3 separate regions of the Mus musculus genome follow, and all the other regions are linked to region 3. The links are chromatin loops, found by intact Hi-C in ENCODE. Cell type or tissue: left cerebral cortex. All regions are shown on one strand.

Evidence for each region. A loop is a pair of places that touch in the nucleus more often than their neighbours do. Peaks named below come from ENCODE experiments on the same cell type or tissue, not always from the same donor. Only the 100,000 strongest peaks of a DNase experiment are listed, where the experiment ranks them.
Region 1: it touches region 3 in a loop (5-fold over the local background); 2 of 42 quality-filtered maps call a loop at or near these places.
Region 2: it touches region 3 in a loop (9-fold over the local background); 3 of 42 quality-filtered maps call a loop at or near these places.

The regions. Positions count from the first base shown.
Region 1 is chr2:162,794,860-162,797,359 of GRCm38, forward strand. No RefSeq gene overlaps it. Among named protein-coding and RNA genes, the nearest start is that of Gm22936, 39 kb to the left of the region's middle. In left cerebral cortex, no CTCF peak of the experiment used is centred here; DNase peaks (open chromatin) are centred at 997 and 1,843.
Region 2 is chr2:162,780,141-162,782,640 of GRCm38, forward strand. No RefSeq gene overlaps it. Among named protein-coding and RNA genes, the nearest start is that of Gm22936, 24 kb to the left of the region's middle. In left cerebral cortex, a CTCF peak has its summit at 1,537; a DNase peak (open chromatin) is centred at 1,661; H3K27ac peaks cover 277 bases.
Region 3 is chr2:162,886,114-162,888,613 of GRCm38, forward strand. No RefSeq gene overlaps it. Among named protein-coding and RNA genes, the nearest start is that of Srsf6, 44 kb to the right of the region's middle. In left cerebral cortex, no CTCF peak of the experiment used is centred here; a DNase peak (open chromatin) is centred at 995; H3K27ac peaks cover 527 bases.

The sequences.
Region 1 (2,500 bases), 91 kb before region 3:
CCAGAATGAATGCACAGGGAGAAGATCTTGAAAACAATCCACATCAGGGAACTTAGCTCAGCCACAGTCACAATGTAAAAGCCAGTCTAGATTATCTCACAGATAACCTTCGCTTTGTGACTGAAAAATTTAGCAGTCCTCTCTTATGCAATAGAAACTGACCGAGTCACCATTGAACACCTATGCTCACTCCTGTTGAACTGAACTCCCTGTGTCCCTATCTTCTCTAGGCCAGGACCCCAGAATCTAGCCCACATTTGAAGAATTTAAACTTCTCTCTCTGCTTTCTGTGATCTCATTTTTGCTTCTTATTATTTGTGCAATGAGGGATTTAACATCTATAAATATCACTCCTTTAGGGTTGTTAGTAATGCTATATATAAATGAGTATAAATGCTCTACAGCAGTTCTAGACATATTAAATATGTTTAATAAATAAGTCAGTCATCCCAGAGTGGTTCTTGAGAAATGGTATAAACATGGCTCCACTGAGGGGCTGCAGAAGGACGGAAGCCCTGTGCTAGAGCACAGTCCACATTTCTTACCATTCTTCCCAGCTCTTGTGTATCCTACCTACCATGAGCTGTCAGCTTTCATTTCCACCCTGATAGATGAAGGCCCCTCATAGTCAGAACTGCGATCTACTGATTTGTATCCGCAGCAGGCAGGCAACACGGTATCAGGAATGGAACACATGCCCAATAGATGTGTATTAAATGGAGGAGTCAACGACACATTCAACAGCTCCATCCCTCAGAGCTAAGATCGGCCATTACCCCAATTCCATAACAGCAGGTACGGTTACCTCTTCAGGGAGGGGAAAGCTATAGTAGTAATAAAGGCCAGATAATTAAAATGCCTCTGGATAAAAACAGAAAGAAAAAAAAAGAATCTCTGGCAAGGATGGAGACAAACATCTAATATTCCAATTGAGTGAGTCAAGCATCTGGCAAAGGGACTGCCCGAAAGAAGGCAGGCTCTCCTCCGTAGCAATGAAAGACTGCTTTCTTTAATAAGATGCTGTACGTTCCCTTCTCTCCCACCTTCTATTCCCTGTGAGCATCATGAGATTAGGCTGGATCTGCTCTCCTTTCTAAGGTCTGAGTCAGATAGGAACAACTCTTCGTTTTCCTTTTCTCTGTCACTTTCTTTCAGATTCTAGCCAGAACCTAATATGTGACTTTTCTAATGCTTTGGGCTTCCTAGCTCTTCCCCATGATGGGGTTGCTTGTCTGCCACGTGTCTGACCTCCATGCCAATTTAAACAGTCTCTCTCTCTCTCTCTCTCTTTCTCTCTCTCTCTCTCTCTCTCTCTCTCTCTCTCTCTCTCTCTCTCTCTCTCTCTTTCTCTCCCTCCCTCCCTCCCTCCCTCCCTCTCTTTCCACCTCTATTTTCTTCCTCCAGGAAGCTAAGATCTACAGTCTTCCTGCCTGAGGATGGGAGATTCTTTTAAACTCTAATAAAATTGCCCTTGAGTTTTAAAATTAAAAACAAAAATGGATGACTTGATCAAACATGCATTGACTAAGTGAACCAAAGAAGGAAAAAGGGAGAAAGAGAAAGGAAGGAGGAAGGACATAGAAGATGTGGGTGTGGGGTCAGACAGGCAGACAGGGGAGAGATAAGGACCTATCTACCCTTGGAAGGATCAAAGGGATGGTGGTTTGTTGATGGACGAATGGAGCCCTCACCATTAAGAATGTCCACTTACCTCACATTTGCTTCTTGTTCAGTGCCCTCTGGTTCTCATTCATTTCTCTCCTTTCATAATCAACTTCAGGGTTTATTTTAAGTGTCCCTTGGAACAAATATCAAAGCCCAAATTGATGTGTGAGGGTTTCTCACATTCTAATTATGGGGCACACTTCTGAGTGACGTAGGAGCTGAGAGGAGCTGAAGAAAGCCCGAGCTGCTGAAAGAAAATGAGATACATGACATTTGGAAAAAGAAGCCAATTTTCTTTAACTGAAACTGTTGCCTCTGTAACCCATATCATAAATCCAATAAACTCACATAATGCTACGGAAAATCTCTCACAAGAAAGGAGGGGGGGAGAAAATACAAGAGAGTCCTTACGTCCCTTTCTAAAGCCGCCCTTCCCTTTTATAAAAACAAATTGCTTTGATCCCTGGGATGGTTATCAAGGCTCAGAGTGCATAGATTCGAATACAGATTCTACTGAGCCCAAGTGGAGTTGACTTTGAAAGTCATAGACTGAATCCTTCCCTGCCTGAGACGGAGATGATAATGCCTACTTCACAGCTGTGGACAGAACCGGATAGCACACAGAAGGCTCTTAGGAATGTGCCAGGCACACGGTGCACACATGACACACATACGCAGTTACCGGTACGATTTGTATGATTCCACATGTGCTCGCAGGACACAAAGAACAGTTCCAGGATCTGGGTGATGTAAGGGTTACAAATAGATCCAGCATTGCTCTGAACACTGCCATCCTCCTCCACTGCCTCGGCCACTAACAGTGTGCACCCTCATC
Region 2 (2,500 bases), 110 kb before region 3:
TTCGAATCTCGGAGAGTTGTTATAAAAATCAGGCAAGAGGGCTTGAAGCTTTGCAGTTCTGAGACCTTGAGAGAATGTGCTGCATGTGGTTAATAAAAAAGTTTCAGTGTGATGGTTAATATTGACCATCAACTTGACAGGCTCTAGAATCAGCTATAAGTTTCTAGGGATGCCTGGGATAGACTATCTAGATTAGGTTAATTGAGGTTGGTTGTCCCACCTTAACTGTGGGTGGTATCATTTTGTGGGCTGGGTTCCTATCCTAAATAAAAAGAATAAAATGAGCTGAGCACTAACATTCATTGTTTCTGTGAGCACAATGTGACCAGCTACCTCATGCTCATGCCACCATGCCTTCCCCTCCAGCTGTAAGCCAAGAAAAAAAAAAAAAAAAAAAAAAAAAAGAAAGAAAGAGAAAAAAAAAACCCATCCTGTACTGGTTAGTTTCAAATACCAATTTGATACAACCTAGAACCACCTGAGTGAAGAATTATCTAGAACAGATTAGACTTGGGCATGTCTGTGGAGGTCTGTCCTGATTGTTAGTTGATGTAGGAGGACCTAGCCCATTATGGGCGACACCATCCCTTAGGCAGGGAGTATTCAACAATATAAGATAGAAGAAAGCTGGATCCAAGCAACCAAGCAAGAGTGCGTGCACTTAGTTCTCTCTGCTCTTAACTATGGGTATAGTGTGACTAGCTGTTCGAAGTTCATGCCTTGACACACATAACCACAGTGATGGATAATCAGCTGGAACCAAATGAACCCTTCCTCCCTGGCATTGCTTTTTGTCAGAGCTTTTTATCACAACAACAGAAATGAAACTAGAATGTTCCCTTAAGTTGTATTGTTCAGGTATTTGCCGCCGTAGTGAGGAAAGTATAGTCAGCAGGATCCACTGCCATGGGCCTGTGGTGACAGACCAGCAGGGCAGGGGAGGGGTGCCAGGACAAGAGAGAGAGAGAGAGAGGACAAAGGGGGAAGGACACACTCCCAATGATGCTTCCACAACCAGACCCCACCCCCTCACAATTCTACTACATTTCAATAGTCCATTCAGCTTTTGATTCCTTCAGTGGATGAACCCATTGATGAGGACAGAGCCCTTATGATCCAATCATTTCCCCCCAAAGTCCCACAGTTGTGCACTGCTTTCATTGAGAACCAAGACTTTCAGGGAAAACACTTTACAATGAGAGCAAACACTGCCTGAATCGGGTTCCACAACTCCTGCCTTACAGGTCACAGATGCTCTTGCAGCAGCTCAGCAGTAGGCATCACAGCGAGTTACTCCCAGTGTCACCCATACACATTTATGGACCATTAAGAAGACAGAGAACCCACTCCTCCATCCAGGAAGCACATCAAAAGATGCATGTGGACTTCAGGGAAATTAGCTCTCTTGCTACAGGAAGGATCAGTAACCTTCAGGCCACAGGCTTCAGTTCATGTCCCAGATAGAAGATTCAGTCTGGAATGCAAAGATGCTTGAAGACCTCACCTGCTTCAGGGATTAGAGCTGGCCCCAAGCTTGGCCAGAGGAGGCACCAGATGCCAGCAGGAACTCGGGTTCCTTCAGAGCCTCAGGCACATCCCACTCTCCCCTCCCACCTCAAGCCTTTACGCTAGCTTTGTCTTTGTGGGGAAACTGTGCTCCCACCTTCCTGCTTGTTATGGAACGGATGTGAAACGTTCCTCCACAGGCTGCTGATGCTATTTTGGAAAGTTCTAGAAACAGGTGGTGCGGCTCAGCTGGAGGATGTAGGTCACTGAGGACATGCCTTTGAAAGTTACACTTGATCCTCAGCCTGCTTGCATAGTCCTGTCTACTTCCTCGATGCCATGACATGAACTGCTCCTCTCGGCCACACCCTCCCTGTCATAAAGGACTAACATCTGTAAAACTATTGAACACAACCCCTCATCCCTTTAAGCTATTCTCAGGTATTTTGGTCACCGTGATAGAAAGAGATACTAATACACTGCTTAACCCTTAACCCACTCTTCAGATCTCACCTCTAACTGCTAAGAAGCTTTCTTGCATGTATGTACAGATATGTGCATGTCTATGCACATACACACACCCCTAATGCTCTTGCCATCCAGGCAGTTGGTGCCCCAGAGGGAACACAACACAGCCTGACTATGGAACTAAGGACTTTAAAGAGAAGATAAGCCACTATGTCGGGATGGCCAAGTGATCCAAGGTGGTGGCAGACTCAAGCTTGGGCTTCCTATGTTCAGGGTTCCTGGTGTCTACATGGAAATGTGGGTTTAAATCCCTCTTCTAAAGTATAAACTGAATGATGGGGTACACACCTGTAATCCCAGCACTCGGGAGGTTATGGCAGAAAGATCAGAAATCCAAAGTCATTTTTGGCTACACAGAGAGTTTAAGGCCAGCCTAAGCTACAAACTGTCTCAAAACAAACAAACAGACAAACCTAAAAAATGGTCATGTTTAAAGGAGAGATTGCTACACTGTGTATGAGAGGGC
Region 3 (2,500 bases):
CCACATGGCATGACAGCAAAATAGAAAAGAAACTGTCTAGAAAGAAAATATGTGTAGGAGGGGAAGGGGCAAGAAAATGTAGAGTACAGGGGTCAATGGGGGAACAGTGAAAATAACATACATGTACCAACACTTTTAATTATTTTTAAATGAAATAACAAAGGGCTGGAGATACATCCCCAGCTCAGTACGTAGAGCACTTGGCTAGCGTGCACAATGGCCTGGGTGTTGTTCCCAGCCCCACACAAACCAGTCATGGTGGGGCACACCTGTAATGCCAGAATCAAGAGATGGAGCTAAGAGCGATGGAGCTAAGAGCATCAGCCCAGAAGTTCAAAGTGAATTTGGGCTCTACCTTCAGTCCACCATTTCCTGTTCCCAAGTCGACATCCCCATCAGTTTCTCTGGGACTGAGAGGAATCCTCTGGCAGAAAATGGCAGGTGCCTACTGGAATGCACTTCCTGCAGATCTGGGGACAATAGGTGCCAAGTCCACTGTGAGTTCTTAGTGCAGCCTGCTATGAATCCTAGGAGACAACCAGGTGTGACAGAAACAGTCTATCTCAACCAAGAACTAAGTGTCAGAGCTGAATGGAGAGGAAGGACAGAAAGAGAATGGAGCCAGAAAGTGGGGGTCTTCCTCTATCTGCCTCTGCTCCTCTCATCCCTGGGCACTGTGTACATCTGCCCTTCACCTCCTCTCCCTCCCCAACCTGGAATCTATTTTCTGCTCCATACGTGTTCTTTGTCCCCTCTACACTCCCACATCATCACACCCACCCCTCCTGGCCCTTTATCTCTCCTCCCTGAGGCGCCCATGACACAAAAGCGAAGTTCCTTGCTTAATATTTGTTTACTTGGGAACAGTGAGTTTTATGTACACTGATCTTAATTAAATTCTCAGCAAGTTTCTATTTGTGGATAGAGAGGCATTCTGCCCAAGAAGGGGGCCTTTAAAATTTTGGCATCTTATTACCGTTACACCCAGCACTTGGAAGCAACACCCGGGATTCAGTCTTTCATTTGGGGCCCATGAAACTCGCTGCGTTCTCAGCAATACAGGTTATTGGCAGTTTCCCTCTGGGAGGGATGTGGCTTTTCCTTTCAGACGTCCTAGCATGGTGCTTCAAAAGCCATGGTGACTCGCTGCTCCATCTGTGTGGGCGCCTGATAGATAAAATGCCCCCACAAAGTGCCAGCTGGGGTATCCACCAGAGAATGTTTGATTTCTACCCAAACCACAATCTAGAGTCCTTGCCCTTCCTGTCATTTGCATGAGTCCCCACTAAGTGACTATACCCATAAAGGACACTTCCTCAGCCTCCTGGTGTCTCCTTTCCAACTCATTCTTGGCATAGTTTTCTTTGAGACATTCCCCAAGGTCCCACTGGCTGCCTTGAGCTGTCACCTTATCCTCTATGCTCCCTGAACTTTTGGACCCCTGTTTATATGGCATGCAATTTTCTTGCAACTCGTTTGCTGAAAAAAACCTGGTCATTTGTTCTGATGTGTCCCACCATATAGACTTCATGGATTACATTCCTGTGATATAATGATACTACTAATAATAATAAATAGATAAGAGGTTGAGAACAGTGTAGGAGGCAGAGGTTGAAGGATCCCTGAATGCTTGCTAGCCAACGAATCTAGCCAATCAGTGAGCTCCAGGTTCAGTGAAAAATGCTGTCTGCAAAAGCAAGATGGAGAGTGATTGAAGAAGACACCCAACATCAACCCCTAGCCTCTATGTGCACACACCTGTGGAAACATATGTATATACATACACTACACACAGAGAGAGACAAGCACACACACACACATGCACATACAAATTAGACTAAAATTCTACAAAAAAAAAGACACTAGGAGCACCATGCAGGGAGCCCACTGTGGGATTCAAGCCCTACTCTGTCAACTGTAGTAGGATATGTGGAACATGGTGGTCTCCTCCTCTGAGTCTCAGCTTCCTCACCTGGTCAATAGGAGCTGCAACATCCTGTCCTGTGACCCACCGTCCTGCAACAAGAGCCGAACAGAAAGATGAAAAGCTTTCATTTCAATAGATAGATGTGTGCATGTTAGAACTAAGGATGCTGCTCTTGCGGGAATTCCAAACACACCTGAATCCATTCAGACGACTCCTGGGGCCCTAGAGGGTCCATCCAATCCTGCAGGCAAAAGGACAGAGCCAGACTCCCAGCAACCTCTCCTTCTCAGTGTTGCCCATATCCAGGAAAATCCCTTCCGCTAAAGAAAGAAGATTTAGAGGCCCTTTCCTGACTTTGGTGTGAATGTGCCTCTCCGCAAGCAGCCAGGAAGCTGAGGGGCCAAGAGCACGTGTTCCGTGCCCGTATACAGCCTCACGCTCAGATGAGGACCCTGTGCCCATATACAGCCTCACACCCAGATGAGGACCCAGGAATTCTCTGTCTAAATGGCCCTGAGTCTGCATACAGGCTTGCTAATCTCCAGTAATGTCTTTCCTGTCTAAAGTGAGTGG